3 separate regions of the Homo sapiens genome follow, and regions 1 and 3 are each linked to region 2. The links are chromatin loops, found by intact Hi-C in ENCODE. Cell type or tissue: GM12878. All regions are shown on one strand. Region 1 overlaps UBE2E1 (ubiquitin conjugating enzyme E2 E1). Region 2 has its middle 45 kb from the start of UBE2E1. Region 3 overlaps LOC105376993 (a long non-coding RNA gene).

What was found. Hi-C counts contacts between places; a loop is a spot of excess contacts. Peaks named below come from ENCODE experiments on the same cell type or tissue, not always from the same donor. Only the 100,000 strongest peaks of a DNase experiment are listed, where the experiment ranks them.
Region 1: it touches region 2 in a loop (6-fold over the local background); 2 of 110 quality-filtered maps call a loop at or near these places.
Region 3: it touches region 2 in a loop (4-fold over the local background); 3 of 110 quality-filtered maps call a loop at or near these places.

What each region holds. Positions count from the first base shown.
Region 1 is chr3:23,864,453-23,872,452 of GRCh38, forward strand. All of the region lies in intron 3 of UBE2E1 (ubiquitin conjugating enzyme E2 E1), which reads left to right. Among named protein-coding and RNA genes, the nearest start is that of NKIRAS1, 49 kb to the right of the region's middle. RefSeq lists an enhancer at 500-1,259. In GM12878, a CTCF peak has its summit at 3,145 (motif pointing left); a DNase peak (open chromatin) is centred at 1,529; H3K4me3 peaks cover 741 bases; H3K27ac peaks cover 1,555 bases.
Region 2 is chr3:23,757,253-23,765,252 of GRCh38, forward strand. No RefSeq gene overlaps it. Among named protein-coding and RNA genes, the nearest start is that of UBE2E1, 45 kb to the right of the region's middle. RefSeq lists enhancers at 2,459-2,628, 3,141-3,777, 3,778-4,414, 3,999-4,048, 4,149-4,268 and a silencer at 6,014-6,063. In GM12878, CTCF peaks have their summits at 3,256, 4,380 and 5,282; DNase peaks (open chromatin) are centred at 1,444, 3,939, 4,469, 5,189 and 2 weaker places; H3K4me3 peaks cover 1,640 bases; H3K27ac peaks cover 3,010 bases.
Region 3 is chr3:23,650,515-23,658,514 of GRCh38, forward strand. It overlaps LOC105376993 (a long non-coding RNA gene), which reads left to right. Exons shown (of 3, transcript XR_940651.3): 3 at 4,154-4,470. Among named protein-coding and RNA genes, the nearest start is that of UBE2E1, 150 kb to the right of the region's middle. RefSeq lists a silencer at 4,231-4,414. In GM12878, no CTCF peak of the experiment used is centred here; DNase peaks (open chromatin) are centred at 3,377 and 4,223; H3K4me3 peaks cover 1,749 bases; H3K27ac peaks cover 2,724 bases.

The DNA of each region.
Region 1 (8,000 bases), 110 kb after region 2:
TTTCTCTCCTATTTGCAGCCTTTCTTCTACTTTCTTGGGAGATTTCAACTTTATCTTTTATTGAGTTTTTGAAATCTTTTGTTTGCTTGCTTTTGTTTTTAATTTTCAAAAGCTACTTTTTCTCCTCTGAATGTTATTTTGTTTTGGCTTTATTCTTTTTTCATAAGTGCAATGTATTCTGTCTCTCTGGATATTAATAAGTTTATTTTGAAATTCTCCCTATAATTTCTGTTTTCTGTAGTTGGCTATCTTCTAGTTTGTTTTGATTTTTGATTTTTATGTTAGAAAAGAACCATGTTCCTCAGTTATCTGTTCCTTAGTTAGAAAGGTCTTTCCTCTGAGTCGCTCATATTCCCCAGAAGAGACTGCCTGGAGGGCGAAGGCCGGCCTGTGTTCTGGGAGCTGAGTGGAGAAAGAAAACTGGGGTCTTACTGTCCTGCATGCATAAGCTCTTTTTCAGTACAGCACCTCTGCCCTCATCCATGTTAATGACCACTGGTGCAGAGACCCTCTGTTTCAACTTCTTCTGAAAATAAATTTCAGACTGTCAGGATTTCTCTTTCTGTGTAACAAATTACTGCAAATTTAGCAGCCCAAAACAATACACACATTTAGTATCTCACAGTTACTGTGGGTCAGGAATCCAGGCATAGCTTAGCTGAGCCCTCTGCTCAGGGTCTCTCTTGGCTGTAGTCAAGGAGTCAGCTGGCCTGTGTCCTCATCTGTAGCTCTTACAAGGTCACATAGTTGTTGACAGAATTCAGTTCCTTGCAGCTATGGGACTGAGGCCCAGGCAACTCCTAGAGGCCGCTCATAGTTCTCTAGCCCTTTTCTTAGGTAGTTTATGTCATAGGAGCTTGCTTCTTCAAGGCTAGCAGGAGACTCTTCAGTCAGTTAAGACTTAGTCCTTTTTTTGAGATGGAGTTTCACTCTGTCACTCACCTAGGCCGGAGTGCAGTGGTGCAATCTCGGCTCACTGCAGCCTCAACTTCCTAGGGCTCAGGTGATCCTCCCGCCTTAGCCTCCCGAGTAACTGCGATGACAGGTGCATGCCACCATGCCCGGCTGTGTTTTGTATTTTTTTAGAGATGAGGTCTCACAATGTTGCCCATGCTGGTCCCTAACTCCTGGGCTCAAGCAGTCTGCCTGCCTCGGACTTCCAAAGTGCTGGCTCACACCTGTGAGCACTTGGCTGGAATAGGACATGTTTGTAAGTCAGCACCCTTCTCTGTTTGGGGATAATGCTTTGGACTTCTTGGTATTAAATGACTGTTTGAATCATTTTAGAAACCAACTGATACCAACATGAAGTAGCATATGACTCTGCCGTCTGTTAACTTACAAGCCAGTTTCGTGCCTGACCAGTGGCCACCAGTATTTGCTTACCAGTCATTCTAGGCTTGTTACGTTTAGGTAGCTGTGAAATGTCCCACATCAGCCCTCCATCTGTGGGCCTCTTTAGCTGCTGCTGCTGCTGCAGCATCTAGCCTTTTGAAAGCTATTGTCTACTGCTCAGCTAGAAGGGTGTGTGTAGACAGCAGGACCAAGGATTCGCCTGGGTGAAAGAGTTGGCAATGAGAAAGCAACCAGACCCTCCCCTCCAAGCCCAGCCCTGTATTTGACATGCAGGGCATAACCTCACTCATTCAGTCTCTCAGCCCTATGCAAATATAAACAGCCTTCCTCTTGTCTCTCCAGGCCAGCCGGGGCCAAGAAAGAAGCCAGTGATTCCCCCAAGTGCAGTAAATAGCTCTCCTCACCTCCTGACCCTGTTATTTCCTGGTAGTTCTGAGTTGTGGATCCTGCAGTGGAGAGGGAGGGAACAAAGAAGTTGCAGAGGCCTCAGCTTCACAGAGCATTGAGCAGTGGGTGATATTGTATCCTCAGGCAGGGGTTGACCTCACATTTCAGTGCAGGTCATTCTAATGACTGCTGGACCTCCCAGTGCCACTGTGAACTAGAATGGAATAGAGTGAAGTGGATCTGAATTCCTGGACTGTGGGACCAACCTAACTTCTGAGCTGGAGAAAGTAGGTCTCATGTTCTATACCTGCTTTTTTTTAGCTCTAGGGGGAAAAAAGAATTGTGCATCTTTCTTGTTCTCTTTGCAGCTTAGGGGCATAACGTTTGGACTGTAATTGAACTGATGCTTGTTTCCCCAAAATGTCTTTGGTTTTCATTAAGGTGGGGGATTCTCTGCATTTTTGGAGTTGTCACATTATTATCGAAATTCCTCTCCACACTAAGTACTGTGTGTGGTATGCTTTTATTTTCACCTAATTGATTTCTGCAAATAAAGTGATTTAATTTTTGGTATTAAGAAATTTAAATAACACCTTTTGGCAGATCACAAGATTTTCTTGTTCTTATTTAATCCTGGCTTCCATCCAAATGTGAAAGAGAAATGAAATAATAAGGTAGGAAAGGCAGACCAGTAATTGTGATTAAACAACTTTTGTGTTGAGTCCAAAGACAGGTAACTTTATTTTAAGCTTCATGGGTGTAGTAAAAATATATCACCTTAAGAAAACCTGGATTGCCATTAGCCAGAACTGACTTCCAGGCTTTCTGACTTTGTACAAACAAATCACTTAATCCTGAATCCTTCTCCTCATCTTTTTTTTTTTTCTCTTTGTTTGTTTTTAAATGTATTTCTTTATTTTGTATTACTTTCTTCTTGTCTTTTTTATATTTTATGTATTTTATTTTCCTCATCTTTAAAATGGATAAATGTTACCTTTCCTGATTCAAAGATTCTAGGCAAAGATCAAAAGAAGTCAAAGTTTGTGAAGGAACTTTGAAAATTATATATTTCTCTGCAATTGTGTTAGGGTACTTTTCTGTCTTTGATTTATGTTGGTTCTTGGAGTGATACTTTAGATGTACAAATAGTAGGTCAGAACAAACCTGTATGTAATAAATTCTGGAGAATTGAGTTCAAACTTTGGTTTTGCTTATATTTGGATAAATTATCATCAACTTTGTTGAGGTGTAATTTATACACAATTAAATTCACCCATTTCAAATCTTCCATGTGTTTTGACTGTTTAGATAAATTGACAAATAATTATCTTAGATAACAGTTGGTATTTCTACATTAAAGAAGGGAGAAAGAGCACCCTCTTTTGGCAAAAGTTTCTCCTGTGTGGGCTCTCCGGTCCCCCTGTCTCATTTCAAAATCAGATTTGCATCCTGCTGTTGGAGTACACTTGAGCCCTTTCATTTATACTGGTGCAGGTTTTGTAGTCTCTTAGAGATTCAGTATGTCAGTCCCATGTCTGAGAGCAAAGGAGAAGGAAGAGGGTAGGAAAGAGCACCTGAATTGAATAGAGAGGAGGGAGCAGAGAAGGCAGAACAGTGAGATAGTATCCATTTAGTCTGAGTATTTCCAAATTTTCCAATAAAATGTCAGTGGAAGCTTTTATCATAAGGCCAAAATCTGTCCTTCAATGTGACCACAGAGCCACAGGAGACCCAAACCCCTTGTAGTCACTGATGATTTTCATTGGGCTATAGATGGGAATGGCAGCAGTCATAAATATTTCCTATGAATGAGTGTTCTAGATATTTTTTACCCAAAGATGTAGCATATCAGTGGGTCACTATTGAAAACATGTTTGGAATGAAGCAGGAAAATAAGTCAAAAGATCTCCCCTCAGTTCCTAAGCAACTTTGTTGTAAAAATAACTGTGAAAACTGGGCTTAAATGAAACATACATTCGAATGCCTGGAGTAAGAATTATTGATAGCCCAGACTTAGTATCCCCCCCACCTTTCCAAGTCCTTAAAGCATTGGCTTTCTACTCAGAAACGCTGCTTACCCTAGGGTGACCATAGTTACTTTTATTTTTTATTTTTATTTATTTATTTATTTTTAGATGGAGTCTCCCTCTGTTGCTTAGGCTGGAGTGCAGTGACACGATCTCACTCACTGCAACCCCCACCTCCTGGGTTCAAGCTATTCTCCTGCCTCAGCCTCCTGAGTAGCTGGGACTACAGGCGCCCACTAACACACCCGGCTAATTTTTGAATTTTTATTAGAGATGGGGTTTCACCATATTGGCCAGGCTGGTCTCGATCTCCTGACCTTGTGATCCGCCTGCCTCAGCCTCCCAAAGTGCTGGGATTATAGCCATGAGTCACCATGCCTGGCCACTTTTACTTTCTCTTATTACTTTACTTTCTACATTAATAGGTAGATTAGATTCCATCTCTTCTACCTTTATTTTGTCCTTCAGAATAGAAATTGGGAAGTAAACACAGTGTTGTTTTTTTTTTTTAATCTCAATAATTGGAATCTGTTTGAAGGAGAAAATCCCCTGCATCTCATCCTGCAAGTATAACCACTATTAAGTTCGGGTATATTTATATCTTACAAAAATGTTTGTTTTGCATACTGTTGTGGAACTTGTTTCTTTCAATCCTTCTGGATTTCTTTCCTTGCTTAGTATGTATACCTCATTCTTATTTAAGAGCTGTACAGTATACTGTCATATGGTTGTACTCCAATGAACCTATCTCCTGTCAGTAAGTTAGCTCATTCCAAATTTTTTTCATCATATATAAGTAAGAGTCTCCAAAATATCCTTATACTATAGTCACATGCACGTGTCCAGTTATTTCCTTAGGGTAAGTTCCAAGAAGCAGAATTTCTATATCAAAGTGTTTACTGGAAATTTTTGCCATTCTGATAGGTAAAAGTACCAGAGTGTTTAACTTGTATTTCTTTGAGTCTAAGTAAGATTGTGCATCTGTTTATTTGCCATATGTTTATTTTCCACTTTTGAGAACTGCCTGTGTACTTTATCCATTATTATTATTTAAATTAGTCAAGATATTAGCCCTTAATCATGAACTGAAAATACCCCCTCCAACCTTTTTATAAACTTTATGGTATCCTTTTTTTTTTTTTTTTTTTTTTTTAAGGATTTTCAATTTTTATGTAGTCAGATCTGTTGGTCTTTTCCTGTGTGTGTGTGTGTGTGTGTGTGTTAACTTCAGTGATGTCTCAGTTTTGGTCATTCCTGCACTCCTGCCTGCCCCCTCACCCCAAGGTGACTTGTGAGATGAGAGTTCAAATACAAGTAGTTTATTTCCAGGTACAAAGAACAAAGGGAAGCTAAGGAAGAAAAGATAGTCAATAAAAGATGTCTCATCTGGGCTTAGTGGCTCATGCCTATAATCCCAGCACTTTGGGAGGCTGAGGCAGTCGGAGATTGCTTGAGCTCAGGGGTTCGAGACCAGCCCAGGCAATATAGTGAGACCCTGTGTCAAAAAAAAAAAAAAAAAAAAAAAAAAAAGATGTCTTATTAAGCCAAACCCCACAGGGAAAATTGCCTGTGTGGAAACTGGGAAATTGGGCAGAACACTTGCCTCAGAATGATCCCGCCCAAATTATCAGTTATTCATTGAGGGCTGCTCTTGGGGGGAGTGTTCCAGTTATTTATTGCTACATAACAAAATATTCTAAACAAAAACCACTATTTTTTATTATGATTATAATCTTTCATAGATATAGAGTTTGGGGCTGGGCTCAGCTGGTTGGTTCCTACTGAAGCTTTCTAATGCAGTTACAGGGGCTAGGACTGGAGTCATGTGAAGCCTTCCTCACTTTTACATGTCTGGTTTTCCACCTGGGCTGGGAAGGCCCACAGCTGAGGGCTGTAACACCTTGGGCTTCTTGGCTAATTCTCATTCTTGATGTGGTCTCTTCACACGGTCTCTGCAGTACTAGGCTTCTTATGTGATGTTTAGAGTTTCCAAGGCACATAGAAAGGGAGAGACAGACAGCTGCAGGATGAGATGGGGGGCCGGGGGGACCATAGCTCCTTTTTTTAAAAAAAGGAGCCAGTTGTGAAGTCACACTTATATCACTTTAGACTTAAATATCACCAGCCCATATTCAGAGGGAGGGGAATTAGACTCTGCCTCTTTGAGCAGTTTCAAACAATCTGTGGACGGTGTTGTAAAACTGCCACAGGGAGTTAATTTACCTGTATTTCTGCCTATTGCTATGGGCAGAGCAGCTTTAAGCACAGAGGCGCAGATAGGGGTAGCTAGAACTTGGCCACAGCACACCAGAATCCTAAGGGATGTGTTGGTGAGGCACTGACAGCTTCTGCTATAGTTTATCAGTGAGCTCAGGAGTTCAAGTGGCTTCTCTTATTTCCAAAACTATAAAACTGTTCACTTATATTTTCTTCAAGTTCCTATTTAAAATTCTTTTTTTATTTTATTTTATTTTATTGATCATTCTTGGGTGTTTCTCGCAGAGGGGTATTTGGCAGGGTCATAGGACAATAGTGGAGGGAAGGTCAGCAGATAAACAAGTGAACAAAGGTCTCTGGTTTTCCTAGGCAGAGGACCCTGCGGCCTTCCGCAGTGTTTGTGTCCCTGGGTACTTGAGATTAGGGAGTGGTGATGATTCTTAACGAGCATGCTGCCTTCAAGCATCTGTTTAACAAAGCACATCTTGCACCGCCCTTAATCCATTTAACCCTGAGTGGACACAGCACATGTTTCAGAGGGCACAGGGTTGGGGGTAAGGTCACAGATCAACAGGATCCCAAGGCAGAAGAATTTTTCTTAGTACAGAACAAAATGAAAAGTGTCCCATGTCTACCTCTTTCTACACAGACACGGCAACCATCCGATTTCTCAATCTTTTCCCCGCCTTTCCCCTCTTTCTATTCCACAAAACCGCCATTGTCATCATGGCCCGTTCTCAATGAGCTGTTGGGTACACCTCCCAGACGGGGTGGTGGCCGGGCAGAGGGGCTCCTCACTTCCCAGTAGGGGCGGCCGGGCAGAGGCGCCCCTCACCTCCCGGACTGGGCGGCTGGCCGGGCAGAGGAGCTCCTCACTTCTCAGTAGGGGCGGCAGGGCAGAGGCGCCCCTCACCTCCCGGACGGGGCGGCTGGCCGGGCGGGGGGCTGACCCCCCCACACCTCCCTCCCGGACAGGGCGGCTGGCCGGGCAGAGGAGCTCCTCACTTCTCAGTAGGGGCGGCAGGGCAGAGGCGCCCCTCACCTCCCGGACGGGGCGGCTGGCCTGGCGGGGGCTGACCCCCACCTCCCTCTCGGACGGGGTGGCTGCCGGGCGGAGACGCTCCTCACTTCCCAGACGGGGTGGCTGCCGGGCAGAGAGGCTCCTCACTTCTCAGACGGGGCGGTTGCCAGGCGGAGGGTCTCCTCGCTTCTCAGATGGGGCGGCCGGGCAGAGACACTCCTCACCTCCCAGACGGGGTCGCGGCCGGGTAGAGGTGCTCCTCACATCCCAGACGGGGCGGCGGGGCAAAGGCGCTCCCCACATCTCAGATGATGGGCGGCCGGGCAGAGACACTCCTCACTTCCTAGATGGGATGGCGGCCGGGAAGAGGCGCTCCTCACTTCCTAGATGGGATGGCGGCGGGGCAGAGACGCTCCTCACTTTCCAGACTGGGCAGCCAGGCAGAGGGGCTCCTCACGTCCCAGACGATGGGCGGCCAGGCAGAGACGCTCCTCACTTCCCAGACAGGGTGGCGGCTGGGCAGAGGCTGCAATCTCGGCACTTTGGGAGGCCAAGGCAGGCGGGTGGGAGGTGGAGGTTGTAGCCGGCCGAGATCACGCCACTGCGCTCCAGCCTGGGCACCATTGAGCACTGAGTGAACCAGACTCCGTCTGCAATCCCGGCACCTCGGGAGGCCGAGGCTGACAAATCACTCGCTGTTAGGAGCTGGAGACCAGCCCGGCCAACACAGCGAAACCCCGTCTCCACCAAAAAAATACGAAAACCAGTCAGGCGTGGCGGCGCGCGCCTGCAATCACAGGCACTCGGCAGGCTGAGGCAGGAGAATCAGGCAGGGAGGTTGCAGTGAGCCGAGATGGCAGCAGTACAGTCCAGCTTCGGCTCGGCATCAGAGGGAGACCGTGGAAAGAGGGGAGGGGGAGGGGGAGAGGGAGAGGGAGAGGCCTATTTAAAATTCTTAGTTTAACTTTTGTTTTTTAATGTCTGGGAGTAAG
Region 2 (8,000 bases):
TTTTAGTAGAGATGGGGTTTCACCATCTTGGCCAGGCTGGTCTTGAACTCCTGACCTCGTGATCCACCTGCCTCAGCCGGCCACCCAAAGTGCTGGGATTACAGTAATTTTTTTTTTAGACAGAATCTTGCTCTGTCACCCAGGCTGGAGTGCAATGGTGTGATCTTGGCTCACTGCAACCTCCGCCTCCGGGTTCAAGCCATTCTCCTGCCTCAGACTCCCAAGTAGCTGGGATTACAGGCACCCGCCACCAGGCCTGGCTAATTTTTTTGTATTTTTAGTAGAGATGGGGTTTCGCCCTGTTGGCCAGGCTGGCCTCAAACTCCTGGCCTCAAGTTAACTACCCTCCTCGGCCTCCCAAAGTGCTGGGATTACAGGCGTGAGCCACTGCACCCAGCGTGTCTTCTGACATTTTTAAAGACTATAGGCCAAACATGTAGAATGCCCTCAATTTTGGTTTTCTCTTGTTTAGATTTAGACAGGAATATTGCAGAAGTGAAGCTGGATTCTTCTTATTGTGTGGGGTACAGTTTCCATTCATCCTATTCTGGGGGATGCTCACTTAGACCCCTTGATAAAGTGGTGTCTGTCAGACTCATTGCTACAAAGTGACTCTTTTCCCTTTCATAAGTATTTTGTGGAAATCCTTGAAACTATGTAAATATTTCATTCCCCATCAAACATTTAATTGAATTTTTATTTATATCAGAATGAGCTAGTGGTTTCTTTTTTTTTCTTTTCTTTTCTCTTTTTTTTTTCTTGAGACAGAGTCTTGCTCTGTTGCCCAGGCTGGAGTGCAGTGGCACCATCTCAGCTCACTGTAACTTCTGCCTCCTGGGTTCAAGCAATTCTCCTGCCTCAGCCTCCAGAGTAGCTGGGACTACAGGTGCGCAGCACCACACCCGGCTAATTTTTGTATTTTTAGTGGAGATGGGGTTTCACCATGTTGGCCAGGCTGGTCTCAAACTCCTGATCTCACGTGATCCTCCCGCCTCGGCCTCCCAAAGTCTGGGATTACAGGCTTGAGCCACTGCGCCCGGCCTATGGTTTCTTATTTTATTCATTGTGTTATATATAATCTGTTACTATCGTTACTTGTTTGCTCTGTCTGATATCTCAGCCATCCCACTGATGGAAAAGACTTTTAACCACATTTCTGTCCACAGAAATCTGTGTTTATTAAAAAAAAAATGTGCTGCATTCCTGTACAAGGGATGGTTGTTATCTGAGTATTTGTTACCCAAGTGCCTACAGTTATGACTTGCTTATGAAGCAAAAATTATTATAATATGAAACTATTTGCTAAGGGAATATGACACAGCCTATACACAAATAAAGTCTCTTCCTATTCCACAGCCGTTCTCACCCATCTCATTGACACCTCTGTGGTTTGTAGCACCTCCAAAATTATCATTCAAATTCAATGCAGATTGGTTCACAAAACGAACTTGCAAATCTTGCAAAGTCTCAGGGTTTCATGGAGTTCATGAAAGTAACATAGCAGGACTGCTCAAAGCCTTGAGACCAGATAACAGCTACCCAGGAGAAAATAGACCAGGGGGAGAAGACAATGTAAATGACAAGGGTTCAGAAAACTCCTTTAAAAATTGATAAGGCTGTCAAATACCTTTGTGGGGAAAAAAAATGACCTTCTTTATGAATGTGAAATAAAAGTCAAAAATGAAGTGAAGGATACCATTCAATTTTGTCAGAAAAAAAAGTTTAGATTCTTTGTTCTAATAATTAGCACATAGCCTAAACCATGATCTAAACTTTGTTAGAAGGTGAAGTTATTTTCAAAATTTTTTGTGTCCTCTTTTTTTAAATTAATTAATTTATTTATTTATTTTGAGACAGAGTCTCATTCTGTCACCCAGGCTGGAGTGCAGTGGCGCCATCTCGGCTCACAGCAACCTCTGCCTCCAGGGTTCAAGCGATTCTCCTGCCTCAGACTTCCTAGTAGCTGGGATTACAGGTGCCCGTCACCACGCCCGGCTAATTTTTTTGTATTTTTGGTTGAGACGGGGTTTCACCATGTTGGCTAGGCTGATCTTGAACTCCTGACCTCAGGTGATCCACCCACCTCGGCCTCCCAAAGTGCTGGGATTACAGTTGTGAGCCACCGCACCTGGCCAAGGTGTCCTTTTTTTCAAAATAAAATGCTAATCTATTTTTTTCCCCTCTATTTACTGTAAAGTTTCAGTCCCTTCAGTAAGTAGGTTTAATTTAAATGACTTTATCTTGGTGTCAGTATTCTGCAGGTCAGGACCCCTCCCTTGCATACAGTAGGAAACTTAAAGCTGCTGTGGCAAGAGGGTGGGCCTGTCCCCTTAGATGCTCCTTGCTCGTGTTAGCCATCTCCCAATCCTATGAGCCCCTCTCTCTCTCCTTCGCTTCCTCTGGCCCCATGCTTGCTTTTTACTTTCTGATCTCACTTTCCTCACTTATCAGAAGAGGAAAATATCCCAGTCCAACCAACTTCACAACAAGTCATTCTTATAGTCAAATGAGTTCATGGATAATAATAGTAGTCATGGCTGGGTGTGGTGGCTCACGCCTATAATCCCAGCACTTTGGGAGGCCGAGGTGGGCAGATCACCTGAGGTCAGGAGTTCAAGACCAGCCTGGCCAACATAGCAAAACCCTGTCCTTATTAAAAATACAAAAATTAGCTGGGCATGGTGGTGGGCGCCTGTAATCCCAGATACTAGGGAGGCTGAGGCAGGAGAATCGCTTGAACCCAGGAGGTGGAGGTTTTGGAGAGCTGAGATTGCGCCACTGCACTCCAGCCTGGGCAACAAGAGCAAAACTTTGTCTCAAAAAAAAAAAAAAAAAAAAAAAAGTAGTCACTAACATGTATTGAACCATCATTCTATGTCTGACCATGTGTTGAGAGCTTAACATAGACCACTGCAATTAACTCTCCCCAGACTTGTAAAGGTAAAGGCTGTTATTATCTTGCATTTTACAGAGAAGCAAACAGAGGCTCCAGGATGTTAAGTAATGTACTGAAGTTTTCTTAGTCTTTGGAGGAGTCAAGATTTACTTCAAGCATTTAACTACTAAACTATCCACGCTATAAAAGCGCTATGAGGACAGAATGGTATTCTATAAATATAGGCATCAGCATTATTATATTTCCCTGTGTATGCTCTGAACTCCCAAAGACACTGAATGATAAAGCAGAAATTATTAACAGGTCTTTTTTATGTGTATGACTGGTTGTTTGGACCCCAAAATATTCCACTAGTGGCACCCAGTGGCACCCATAGGCATTGATTAACCCCACTCAGAGTCTCTAGGCCTTGGAAGACCAATTTGACTGTGAGTGGTAAGATAGAAGCAGACTAACTCACCCCAAAGAACATTTTACATGGTCCCCAAGCCCTCCCCCAGCAGCTCTGGCAGAGATGAACCTAGTCACTCTGCCCTCACTATTGCAGGCCAAAGTGGCGGGGGCCAGGCACAATGACCTAAAAGGAAATTTGGTTCTGATAGACTAACAGAGGAGATAGGATATGTGTGGGGTTCTGTGCTTGGCGCTAGAATTTGTGGTTGGCAAATGCAAAGAGGCTGTTAAGTGCCCGCATATAAGATGATGAAGAATACTTCTTCCCTGTAAGTCTATTCTCAGCACTGGCAGGGGCCCCCTGCAGCAGGAAACGTTGGGTTTACAGGGCAGGGTCCCTTCCTCTGCTGCAGATGCCCCTGTTTAATGGCCCTCCCTCTGCTCAGGCTGAGAGGGCCTGACCCTCACGGGACAGAAGTCAGCCACTGCTGAGCTTTGCATTTTCAGGTCTTTCAAATGCATTGTGTTTGTCCCCAGCCAGCTTCTGCAGGGGCCCAGGTTGGTGAGTGGGTGCTAATTTGCCTAACAGGCAAAAGGGGGTTTGTGTATCACCAATGTCTTTTGGGAGGGAAATTACAACCTGCTGAAGGGGGAGCTGGAGGTGATCAAATGTGACTAAATGCGGTAAAACCAGCAACTTCACAACTTCTTGTTGTGAATGCGGTAAAACCACCAACTAAATGCGGTAAAACCGACTAAATGCGGTAAAACCACCAACTTCACCAACTTCTTCTGAGGAGACCAGCTGGGGGAAGGGGGCTGGAGGTAGAATTATACTTGTTGGCACAAACAGTGGGAAACTGGGAGAAAAGAAAGACCCCCAAACCACAGGCCTCCTTCTAATCTGGACCTTGAGTAGGAAGGAAGGATTTTGGGAAGGGTCCCCTTATCCTACAAATGAGGAAGCTGATATCTAAAAAAGCCTCAGGACTACAGCAAGTATGCCCTCATAGTAAACACAGAGCTGCAATCAATCCCAGGCCTCCTGGGCCCCAGGTCTGGACTTTTCCATCCCAGTGCTCCCTCTATGGGTTAACATCACACACCCAAGTTTGAGCAAACATTTAGTTGTAAAATGGCTGATGTGCACGTTCTAATGAATAAGCCACAGTTTAAGCACGTCAGGCAAGAAAACTTGGGGTAAGGCATCTATTTTAGAATGGTTGGGGGTGGATGTGGAGGACATATGTTGGTTTTCCTGCCCACCAGTGCCACCACTTACAGTGTTCAGGTGTCTGTCACACAGCACAATGTTGTCCTGCCAAGGAGTCAATTGAGTCAATATCCACCTTTAGTTCTGCTCACTCAACTATCTGTCCTAGGTGTGGGTTTTCTTCTGCCCAGAGGAAGGCAGGTCAAAGGTGCCATCTGCTCCCCAAGAAGTGGGGGCATAGGTCTGCATCAGCCTGGAGGGGGTGCCTGTTTCCAACTCACAAGGGTCCCACATAGGCTAGCTATGGCATCTTGCATCCATCCCTTCTTCTTTTGAAGCTGAAACACAATTTTCTTTCGTGGAGTCAGGCCCTACCCAATCTCAGTCCTGTGGTTTGATGGAGCAGACCCCACTCTCATCTTCAGGAATGGACCACTGACCCAAGCCTGTAGCCATTTTAAGGATGGGCACCTGACTTAGTGAGAATAACTACAGAATTATTGCTGGAACTGTTGATACCAAGCCAATCCTTTTCTTGGAGTTGCTAATCTCGGGAGAGGTGGAGGGAGCAGAAAAGAAGATAGCATTGCAAGAAGCCTCGGAATCAGTTGAGTCTGACCAGATTCGTCTTCTTATGGTTAGTTATACGAACCAATTCTCTGTTTTACTCAGGCTGGGTTAGGTTGACTCTCCCTGGCAACCAAGAGAATTCTCACCAATACAATGAGAAAGCGGAAGTTTCACCTTAAATGAAAGCTCCTCTAGCATCCTCTAGCAGATTTGTCAAGAGATCGTTCCAAATCTGAACCCATCCTAAAAAGGCATCCCTGTCCCCCCGGGCTTGTTGGAAAGACAGGATTGTGAAGGGCCTGTCCCACAGGCATGTAAATTACGTTGAGGTTTATTTGCCTACACTTGCAATATCTATTCTTTCACTTCTGGTGGTTCTAGAAGATGCTGGAGCACTTATCCCTCAGGTCACTAACAACACTGTCAAGAAAAGACCCACATTTTAAATTCCATTTAGTCCATTTCTGCAGAGCTGGGTAACCAAATGAGACAGCCATGGAAAATATATGACTTCCATTATTATGACGTGGAAAACAGAGCTGTCTAATTGCTTTTGTCCACTGGTGTATAAAGATTGAGACCAGATGTGTTTAAAAAAAAAAAAAGGAAAAGAAAGAAAGAAAAAAAAGGGCTTGAGTTGGCCGTTGCTTTGAACAAAGCAGTCTGATTTCCTCTCTTTCTCTCTCTCTCTCTCTCTGGGAAAGACGACATGAAAGTGTTTTAACTGCTTGTAATTTTTCATAGCCTCGTTGATTTTGCTTTTCACAGAAGATGAAATTGTGAAATTGGCCTTGAAAACTTTATTTTCGCTTTCCTCAATTCAAAGGGACAATTGTGGAAGGAAAGAACTGAGCTGCTTGCCAGACCCAGCGCACTCCTTTTTCTCTGGACAGCTGCTGCTTTGCAGAGGGTCGTGGGAGGAGGTGAGTCCTAACGCAGATCAGACCCTCCTTCCCTCAGCCAGCCGCTGGGGAGTAGAGTCTTCGCATGTAAATCCACAGGAATGGATGAGATGATGATCGGCTTTAAATAGAACCACCCAGGGCCCAGCTTCTGTGTTTCATTTTCCAGAAGAGCCCCTAAATCTGCTTCAACATTTTTTTAACCTCTCCAGTTATTTTTAGCACACGCAGCCAACAGAGCTCAGCAGGCCCGTGGAGGCGCTAACATGTCCCCCAGTTCATCTCCTTCTGCAAAGGTGCATTTGAAGCATGAAAAATAAAAAATAAAAAATACGTGCGGACCCAAAGAGGTGATGATTTAGAAGCCAGGTTACATGGCCCTGCTGCTCTGTATCAAGCGAGTGCTGCCCACTGGAAATACAATTCTTTTAAAGATTATATCATTATTTTCAAAATTAATTTTTGAGGCCGGGCGCGGTGGCTCACGCCTGTAATCCCAGCACTTTGGGGGACCGAGGCGGGCGGATCACGAGGTCAGGAGATGGAGACCATCCTGGCTAACACGGTGAAACCCCGTCTCTACTAAAAACACAAAAATTAGCCGGGCATGGTGGCAGGCGCCTGTAGTCCCAGCTACTGGGGAGGCTGAGGCAGGAGATTGGCATGAACCCGGGAGGCGGAGCTTGCAGTGAGCCGAGATCGCGCACTGCACTCCAGCCTGGGCGACAGAGCGAGACTCCATCAAAATAATAATAATAATAATAATAATTATTATTATTATTATTATTATTATTGTCTGAAGACTAATAAGAGTATGCATGGTAGATTGGGAAAAGAGGAGGCTCCCACAGCAGCAATTTCCTGAGGGTCGCAGTAACCATGGATCACGGTGTTGAGCCAAACCTGGGAAATGGGAAGGAACGGAAGCAGGATTCCTCCAGAAAACCTCATAGGGCTTCTGCAGCCCCGCTCCCAGTGGCCAGCAGAGTCACTTTCTCATTTACTGGAGAAGTTGGTAATTTACTGCTCCCTATGCAGGGGTTTCCCTCCCATTCCAGGGTCTGAAGCTATGTAGTTGCATCTCAGAATATTTACAGGGATCTCATAGTTCCACAGGGGTCTTTGCTATTCTCTGCTAGAGCCCCCCATAGTTCATCTCTAATTGGGGCAAAATAAATACTTTTAATTAATTTCCCTCACATTTTTATAGGCAACAAATCCTCAGTGATACCATAGAGAAGAAAAGATTGTGCAAAAGAATGTAAGATGCTAAATGCTTCTGCTGGAATGGGTAAGTTTCCCCAGCACTTACTCCACACATCCATTTCCCTGTACTTATGTGTATTATCATTCCAAATCAGGGCTCCACAAAATCCAGGCCTCCCTTTTCTCCCAGTGCCCTTGGCTTTCAATTAATTCTGACATGATTTCCATAGGGAGTGATTAATGTGTAGCATGAATGGGAACAGCCATTACAGAGCAATTGCAGTGGAGAAGACTGGGCTCATTGGTGCTGTACTTAGGAGCCAGGTGACCTTGGGCAAGTAATTTAGCCTCTATTAGCCCCGACTTCCTCCTCCATGGAATGGACTCCTTTGCAGCATTGTTATAAGGATTAAAGGAGAAGGCCAGGCGCAGTGGCTTACGCCAGTAATCCCAGCACTTCGGGAGGCCAAGGCGGGCGATCACCTGAGGTCAGGAGTTCCAGACCAGCCTAACCAACGTGGCAAAACCCCATCTCTACTTAAAAAAAAAAAAAGCAAGACAATTAGCCAGGCATGGTGGTGCCAGCCTGTAATCCCAGCTACTCGGGAGGCCGAGGCAGGAGAAACATTTGAACTCAGGAGGTAGAGGTTGCAGTGAGCTGAGATCATCCCACCGCACTCCAGCCTAGGCGAAAGAGCAAGACTCCATCTAGAAAAAAAAAAATTAAACGAGAAAATGAAAGTGGTGCTCAACGAATAGGACTGCTACTATGATTAAATCATTGCCAGAGCCTCCTTAGAACATGACCCCAGGATTCATG
Region 3 (8,000 bases), 110 kb before region 2:
TGTATTATTTAGATTTATATGATGATGTAGATCTTGCTCACAGCTGAGCCATGCAATGAAATCCAGAAAGAATAAAGAGGCATGACTGACCTACTTAACAGAGAAAACACACATGTGACCTGAGGTGCCAAAGCCCTCCCTGGAGTGTTCCACACCAACTAATTCAGACTGCGGGGAAAGGATTGCTGAAGGTTACTTGTTCTGTGCCTGCCAGGTTGAAGCAAGACCAACTGCTGAAGGGGTGGGCGAGGTTTGCCTCCCTTCCTAAGGAGGTGGAAGTGTGAAGATTTTGCACACTGGACAAATAAAGAGATGAAAACAAGGGTGAACTCAAGACAGCAAAACAAAGCCATAAACCAGCCCCTACCCGTGTGGGAACCTTGCTGAAGAGTTTGATGTTTTTCCTTTTTCCTTTGCACTCTGGGAACAGTCATATGAAGCATCCTGTTTAAATACTTTTCTCCTTTGAAGCAATACCCTCTAGTTACTCATGACCCTTCAGTGATTCACAAACCATCTTGTGCTTCCTATGAGTTGATGTAGGGTGGGCTGGGGACCAGGCAGTAAGAGAAGCCTGGCGTCTCCACATCACCACTCTGCAAGCTTCCGTTTTCTCCAGAGTGTTCTGAGTCTGTCCTCCCCAACCCCTCCCTGTCGGGCTAGGCCATTTTGCCTGCTGTCCCTCCACCGGCATTGACAAGCCCTAGGGGCACCACTGCTTAGGGGAAGGGCAGCTTCTGCATGTGGCCCTCTCCTGGAGAAAAAACATGCTGATTTTGTTTTTAAAATAAATGTTAGCTGGAGCACTGGCTCACACCTGTAATCCCAGGACTGTGGGAGGCTGGGAGGATCACTTGAGCCCAGAACTTCAAGACTAGCCTGGGCAACATAGCGAGACCCCATCTCTACAAAAAAAAAAAAAATCTCCTTAAGCTGATAAGCAACTTCAGCAAAGTCTCAGGATACAAAATCAATGTGCAAAAATCACAAGCCTTCCTATACACCAATAACAGACAAACAGAGAGCCAAATCATGAGTGAACTCCCATTCACAGTTGCTTCAAAGAGAATAAAATACCTAGGAATCCAACTTACAAGGGATATGAAGAACCTCTTCAAGGAGAACTACAAACCACTGCTCAACAAAATAAAAGAGGACACAAACAAATGGAAGAACATTCCATACTCATGGATAGGAAGAATCAATATCATGAAAATGGCCATACTGCCCAAGGTAATATAAGATTCAATACCGTCACTATCAAGCTACCAATGACTTTCTTCACAGAACTGGAAAAAACTACTTTAAAGTTCATATGGAACCAAAAAAGAGCCCACATTGCCCAGACAATCCTAAGCCAAAAGAACAAATCTGGAGGCATCACACTGCCTGACTTCAAACTATCCTACAAGCCTACAGTAACCAAAACAGCATGGTACTGGTACCAAAACAGAGATATAGACCAATGGAACAGAATAGAGTCCCCAGAAATAATACCACACATCTACAACCATCTGATCTTTGACAAACCTAACAAAAACAAGCAATAGGGAAAGGATTCCCTATTTAATAAATGGTGCTGGGAAAACTGGCTAGCCATATGGAGAAAGCTGAAACTTACATCTTATACAAAAATTAATTCAAGATGGATTAAAGACTTAAGTGTTAGACCTAAAACCATAAAAACCCTAGAAGAAAACCTAGGCAATACCATTCAGGACATAGGGACGGGCAAGGACTTCATGACTAAAACACCAAAAGCAATGGCAACAGAAGCCAAAATTGACAAATGGGGTCTAATTAAACTAAAGAGCTTCTGCACAGCAAAAGAAACTACCATCAGAGTGAACAGGCAACCTACAGAATGGGAGAAAATTTTTGCAATCTACCCATCTGAAAAAGGTCTAATATCCAATCCAGAATCTACAAAGAACTTAAACAAATTTACAAGAAAAAATCAAACAACCCCATCAAAAAGTGGGTGAAGTATATGAAAAGACACTTCTCAAAAGAAGACATTTATGCAGCCAACAGACACATGAAAAAATGCTCATCGTCACTGGCCATCAGAGAAATGCAAATCAAAACCACAATGAGATACCATCTCACACCAGTTAGAATGGCGATCATTAAAAAGTCAGGAAACAACAGATGCTGGAGAGGATGTGAAGAAATAGGAATGCTTTTACACTGTTGGTGGGACTGTAAACTAGTTCAACCATTGTGGAAGTCAGTGTGGCGATTCCTCAAGGATCTAGAACTAGAAATACCATTTGACCCAGCAATCCCATTACTGGGCATATACCCAGAGGATTATAAATCCTGCTGCTATAAAGACACATGCACACGTATGTTTATTGCGGCACTATTCACAATAGCAAAGACTTGGAACCAACCCAAATGTCCATCAGGGATGGACTGGATTAAGAAAATGTGGCACATATACACCATGGAATATTATGCAGCCATAAAAAATGATGAGTTCATGTCCTTTGTAGGGACATGGATGAAGCTGGAAACCATCATTCTGAGCAAACTATTGCAAGGACAGAAAACCAAACACCGCATGTTCTCACTCATAGGTGGGAATTGAACAATGAGAACACTTGGACACGGGGTGGGGAACATCACACACTGGGGCCTGTAGTGGGGTGGGGAGAGGGAGGAGGGATAGCACTAGGAGATACACCTAATGTAAATGGTGAGTTAACGGGTGCAGCACACCAACATGGCACATGTATACATATGTAACAAACCCGCACGTTGTGCACATGTAACCTAGAACTTAAAGTATAATTTTAAAAAATCTAATAATTAAAATTAAAATTAAAATTTGCAACTTGTCCAGAGATTAGGAATTAAAACCCAAACTTAAGTATCTTAAAATTTCTATCTAATACAATGGAACCAATCTTTAAGATACTCTCATTTATTAAATTTCTCCATCTGTGTTTGTATGATACTGCTTGTGTGTCTAGAATTTTTACTTCTGCCCAAAGAAATTTTGCTTATTGTTGCTAAGTTTTTAGAACACCGTCCCTTGATGGGGAAAAATAAATCTATAGGGATTTAACTAGAAGTCCTACTTCAGAGATTACTTTTCAAGATGTGTAGAAAGAAGAGGGCCAAGGAAAACCTCACTGACCTTTTCCCCCAGCAATGAAAATGTTCAAGTTTCTTAAAATAAAAAGCAAGCACCTGAGTGTTATTTATAATTTCAAACGTTCAGTTTCAGTTTCTAATCCACCAAGTCCTCCACCTCCAAAGCTCACAGTGACTTTCCTAAGCAGCTTCATTTCACACGGTTCCCTGTTGTCTGCTTTCTTTTATGGGTCTGTAAACTCTAGAAGATTCAGTTATGCAAAGGAGGTTACAAATGCTGTCTTTAAAGGAGGGGAGAAGCAGAAAGGTAAGTGGAAAAAGCCAAATGAGCCACCAGGGCTGCTTCCTGAGAAAGCTGACCTCCCTCTTGTCTTCATTGGAGGGTAAGTCCTCAGTTGACACTGTCAATAGGTCTTTGGAAACTGCAACTTTAAGCGGAACGACATAGGACAGATCAATTTTACTGAAGGCTAACTGATACAAACAAGAGTTAAGTTCCCTTGGCACGTTTCTGATCACAAAAACATTAAACTTCTAAATAAAGATCAAAACACTTCTAATTTTAAACCTTAAACTAAATGTGAGCTAAGGTACATTTAAGAAAGAATAGGCCCAGCATGGTGGCTCATGTCTGTAATCTTAGCACTTTGGGAGGCCGAAGCATGATGATCGCTGGAGGCCAGGAGTTCAAGACCAGCCTGGGCAACATAGGAAGACCTCATGTCTACAAAAATAAAAAATAGCCACGTGGCAACATGTGCCTGGACTACGTGAGTTATATCTTATGACTTTCAAGTAATTCTTTGAGAGCAAGGCATGAAGGAATTGGAATCAAGAGGAATTGGCAGAATTGGGGGAAGGGTTTGAAAAGGAATTTGGGACAGGACTAAGGCTACCTTTATTAAATGTCTGTTATCTTGTTCATTGTGGAATTTTTTAAATATCAATTTTGATTGGATTACGATGCTATATTTTTTAATTACTGAGTTTTGTTTGTTTGTTTGTTTTTGTTTTTGGCAAGCCCTTAAATTTTGTTTGCATTTAATACAAGGCCTGGAAACCAGAGAAGATGACCAATTTCAAAACCAGAGAAGCAACCCTAATATGAAGTTCCAAATGGTGTGGCAGGAAGGTAGCAAGACACCTGGGGCAGATAACAACGGTTTGAGCACCTGCTCTGTGGCAAGCTGCCTGAAGGGACTTGACACACACTTGCAGACAGTTCTCAGAAAAGTTCAATAAATTGCCCAAGGCCAAAGAGCTAGTAAGTTGTGAGCTTGGATTTGAAGCTGATTTTTCTCTTCATTGCAAAGCCCTGGGCAACAGTCTTTTTGCCATGAATCGGGAATAAACAGGAGAGAGCATGGAGATGGCAACAGACTCAATTTATGAATGAAATTCTATTTTATTACTTTTAAATACAGATAAGGCCAGGCATGATGGCTTACACTTGTAATCCTAGAACTTTGGGAGGCTGAGGCAAGAGAATTGCTTGAGGTTAGGAGTTCAAGATCACCTTGGACAACACGGGGGGTTGGTTGGGGAGGGGGAAGAAAGAAAGTGAAAGAAAAATAAATACAAATAAATACCAAAAGAGACCAGTACACTCTCCAGGGGCAAATAATGAATAATATTTCAAATCACTATCTTATTTTTTTCAACTTTATTGAGCTATTATTGAAGTAGATAAGCTGCACATATTTCCATGTAAAAGTTGGTCAGTTTCGGTGTGTGCATACCCCTATGAAATCACTCCCACATCAAGATAGCATTTTCTTTTTTTTGAGATGGAGTTTTGCTCTTGTTGCCCAGGCTGGAGTGCAATGGCGCAATCTTGGCTCACTGCAAATTCCACCTCCCAGGTTCAAGCAATTCTCCTGCCTCAGCCTCCCAAGTAGCTGGAATTACAGGTGCCTGCCACCACACCCAGCTAATTTTTTGTATTTAGTAGAGATGGGGTTTCACCATGTTGGTCAGGCTGGTCTCGAACTCCTGACCTCAGGTGATCCACCCGCCTCGGCTTCCCAAAGTGCTGGGATTACAAGTGTGAGCCACCACGGTTGGCAGGATAGCATTTTCATTACCCCCAAAAGTTTCCTGGTGCCCTTTTGTAATCCATCCCTTCTTCCATCCCTGTTTCTAGGAAAGCATTGATCTACTTTTGTCACTATGGATTCGTTTGCATTTTCTAGTATTTTACACAAATGGAATCATGCAGTATGACTCCTTTTCATTTGGCTTCTTTTACTCAGCATAATTACCTTGAGATTTGCCCTTGCTGTTGCATGTATCAGCAGTTCATTCCTTCTTATTACCAAGCAATATTCCATTGTATGGACATACCACAATCTGTTTATCAAGTCATTCACCTGCTGATGGTTGTTTTCAGTATCTTAAAGTTCCCATGTACACAAGTAGCACATTTTTAGACCACTTGGATGTGATTTGAAATTATGTGTTCTCCCTAAACTCATGATTACCCTTATATAGCAGGGGCAATGCTATGCGTTCACCTAACCCTGCGTCCCATTACTTCTTCCTGGGAAGATGGAAAATACACGTCTCAGCCCCTTTGCACATAGGCAGGGCCATGTGCAAATTTCCGGTTTCTCTCTTCCCCTTAGGTGGGGGAGTGCGGGCCATGACTGAGCTGGTAGAAGCGCTGGGTGGAAACAGGTAGGGCCGCTGAGCCACCAGATGGAAGCAGCCACCTTGGAAAGCACTGGCCTGCCGTGGACTTCATGCCCAAGAGAAGTAACCTTTTCTGTGATTTGGGGCTGGTTGTTACTGCAGCACAAGCCTAGCCTTTTCTGACTAACACACCTTAGCTTAGCAAACCCTTTCTTTATGAACACAACAAGAAGGCATTCCTGGCTGAATTTCTACCAAAGCTGAATGGAATGCAAATTAATGAAGCTTTTACTATTTAGAATTGTCTAAAAATGTAACTAATACTGTACAGCTACAGACTTCCCTTTGGTGCATGGAAAAGCAATATAAGTATTCGGAAGAGGTGAATGGGAAAAAAACATTTATTACTCTTCATCATGTACCAGCAACTCACCTCCATCCACTTCTTTAATCATCACAACAACTCTAAGGAGATATTATAGCTTCATTTGTACTAAGGAAAAAACTGAGACATGAAGAGGTTCCCAGGGATACACAGCTGGTAGGTAGCAGATTTGGAATTAAAATCTAGGTCTGCCTAACTGCCAACTGCCTGTTTATCCCATCAGATGGGGAAATGCAGAAAGAGGTGAGCAAAAGAGCCCCTATGGAACAGCTATCCACTCTTCACTACATGCTAAGGCCATTAGCAAAAGGAGAAAGGGGAGGTTCAGGCAGGGACGGTCTGAAAAGCAGGTGGACAGCCCCAGCTATGGACAGGTGGTCACGGCACACAGCCAGAGTCCACCCGTTTGTGGCCAAGCTGACTCAGTGAGGTGGAGGGTGGGCTGGTGGAAAGAGGAGGGCTCGCAGCCAGAGTTTGGGGCTCAAGAACTATCCCTCAGGTGTTTGTGGCCTCAGACAAAGGCAATTAACCTCTTCACGTCTCAATTCCCCAAGTTGAAAGTAGGAATAATGAATAGAAAACAGACAGAAAACTCTAATACTATGTAAGTTCAGGCCTGTCCCAGTCTCCTCTGCCTTGGCACACACCCTAGGTGACATTTGCAAGATTAGTGTAGATAAGATAGGTGTGAGAAATGATCTCCTGGCTCCTCTCAAAAAGGCATATTGGCAAAGTGTTCTCTGTTCCAACTACTTTTCAAGTACAGCTTGTACAAACCTCAGGTCTCCACCTGTGATTAACAAGAAGACACTTGTGCTGGTTGCAGCGGCTCATGCCTAGCATTTTGGGAGATCAAGGCAGGTGAATCACTTGAGCCCAGGAGTTTGCAACCAGCCTGGGCAATGTGGCCAACCCCATCTCTACAAAAAAAAAATAGAAAAAAAATAGCTGGATGTGGTGGTACGGGTCTGTGGTCCCAGCTACTTGGGAGGCTGAGGTTGGAGGATTACCTGAGCCCGGGAGTTTGAGGCTGCAGTGAGCCATGATGTCTCCACCACACCCCAGTATGGGTGACAGAGTGAGACTCAGAAAAAAAGAAGAGAAGAAGAAGAAGAAAGAAAGAGAGAGAGGAAGGGAGAGAGGGAGGGAGAGAAGAAGGATGGATGGAAGGAAGGAAGGAAGGAAGGAAGGAAGGAAGGAAGGAAGGAAGGAAGGAAGGGAAGAAAGGAAGGAAGACATGTGAGAAACCTACTGGCTCAAGACCCTCTGAGACTGAGAACCACTTGATTCTAACTCTCGTCTCCTTGTCAAACTTCTCTCCCTAAGAATAAAGGAAGGGTAATTGGGCCAGCTATGAAGTCGCTCACATACTCTAAGAATTTGCCCATTTCTGCAGAGGAGGCAACCCAGAGAATGCTGGGAGGGAACATTCTTTTTGTCAGCCATAAAGAGGCCCAACTCATCTGCCCTGTGAGGTTCCCCAGCCCAGGATTTAGGAACTGAGCTAAACATATTACAATTAGCAATTCAACATCTTGCGTTTACAGAAATCAAGCCATAGCTATGTGATGAAATATTAAATATATGAAATGGCCACCTGTGTAGGTTCAAAATAGTTCATTCTAATATATTTTATCATTTGACAGATTCCAGAAAGGAACATGTTCTCTTACTAACTTAATACTTCTTTCCTTATTCTTCCCTGTTTTTTTTCTTTAAAAACATCAGATCTGAGCAAAAAGATGGAAGATGAAATATATCTATTAAGTAAAATTAAAACTCAACCTTTAAAGTTTTATCTTCTTAAACAATAAATAAAATGTAATTTTTTGCATACTAGATGTATGGAACTCCGCTAAGTATTGAGACTAGGAGACGGTGT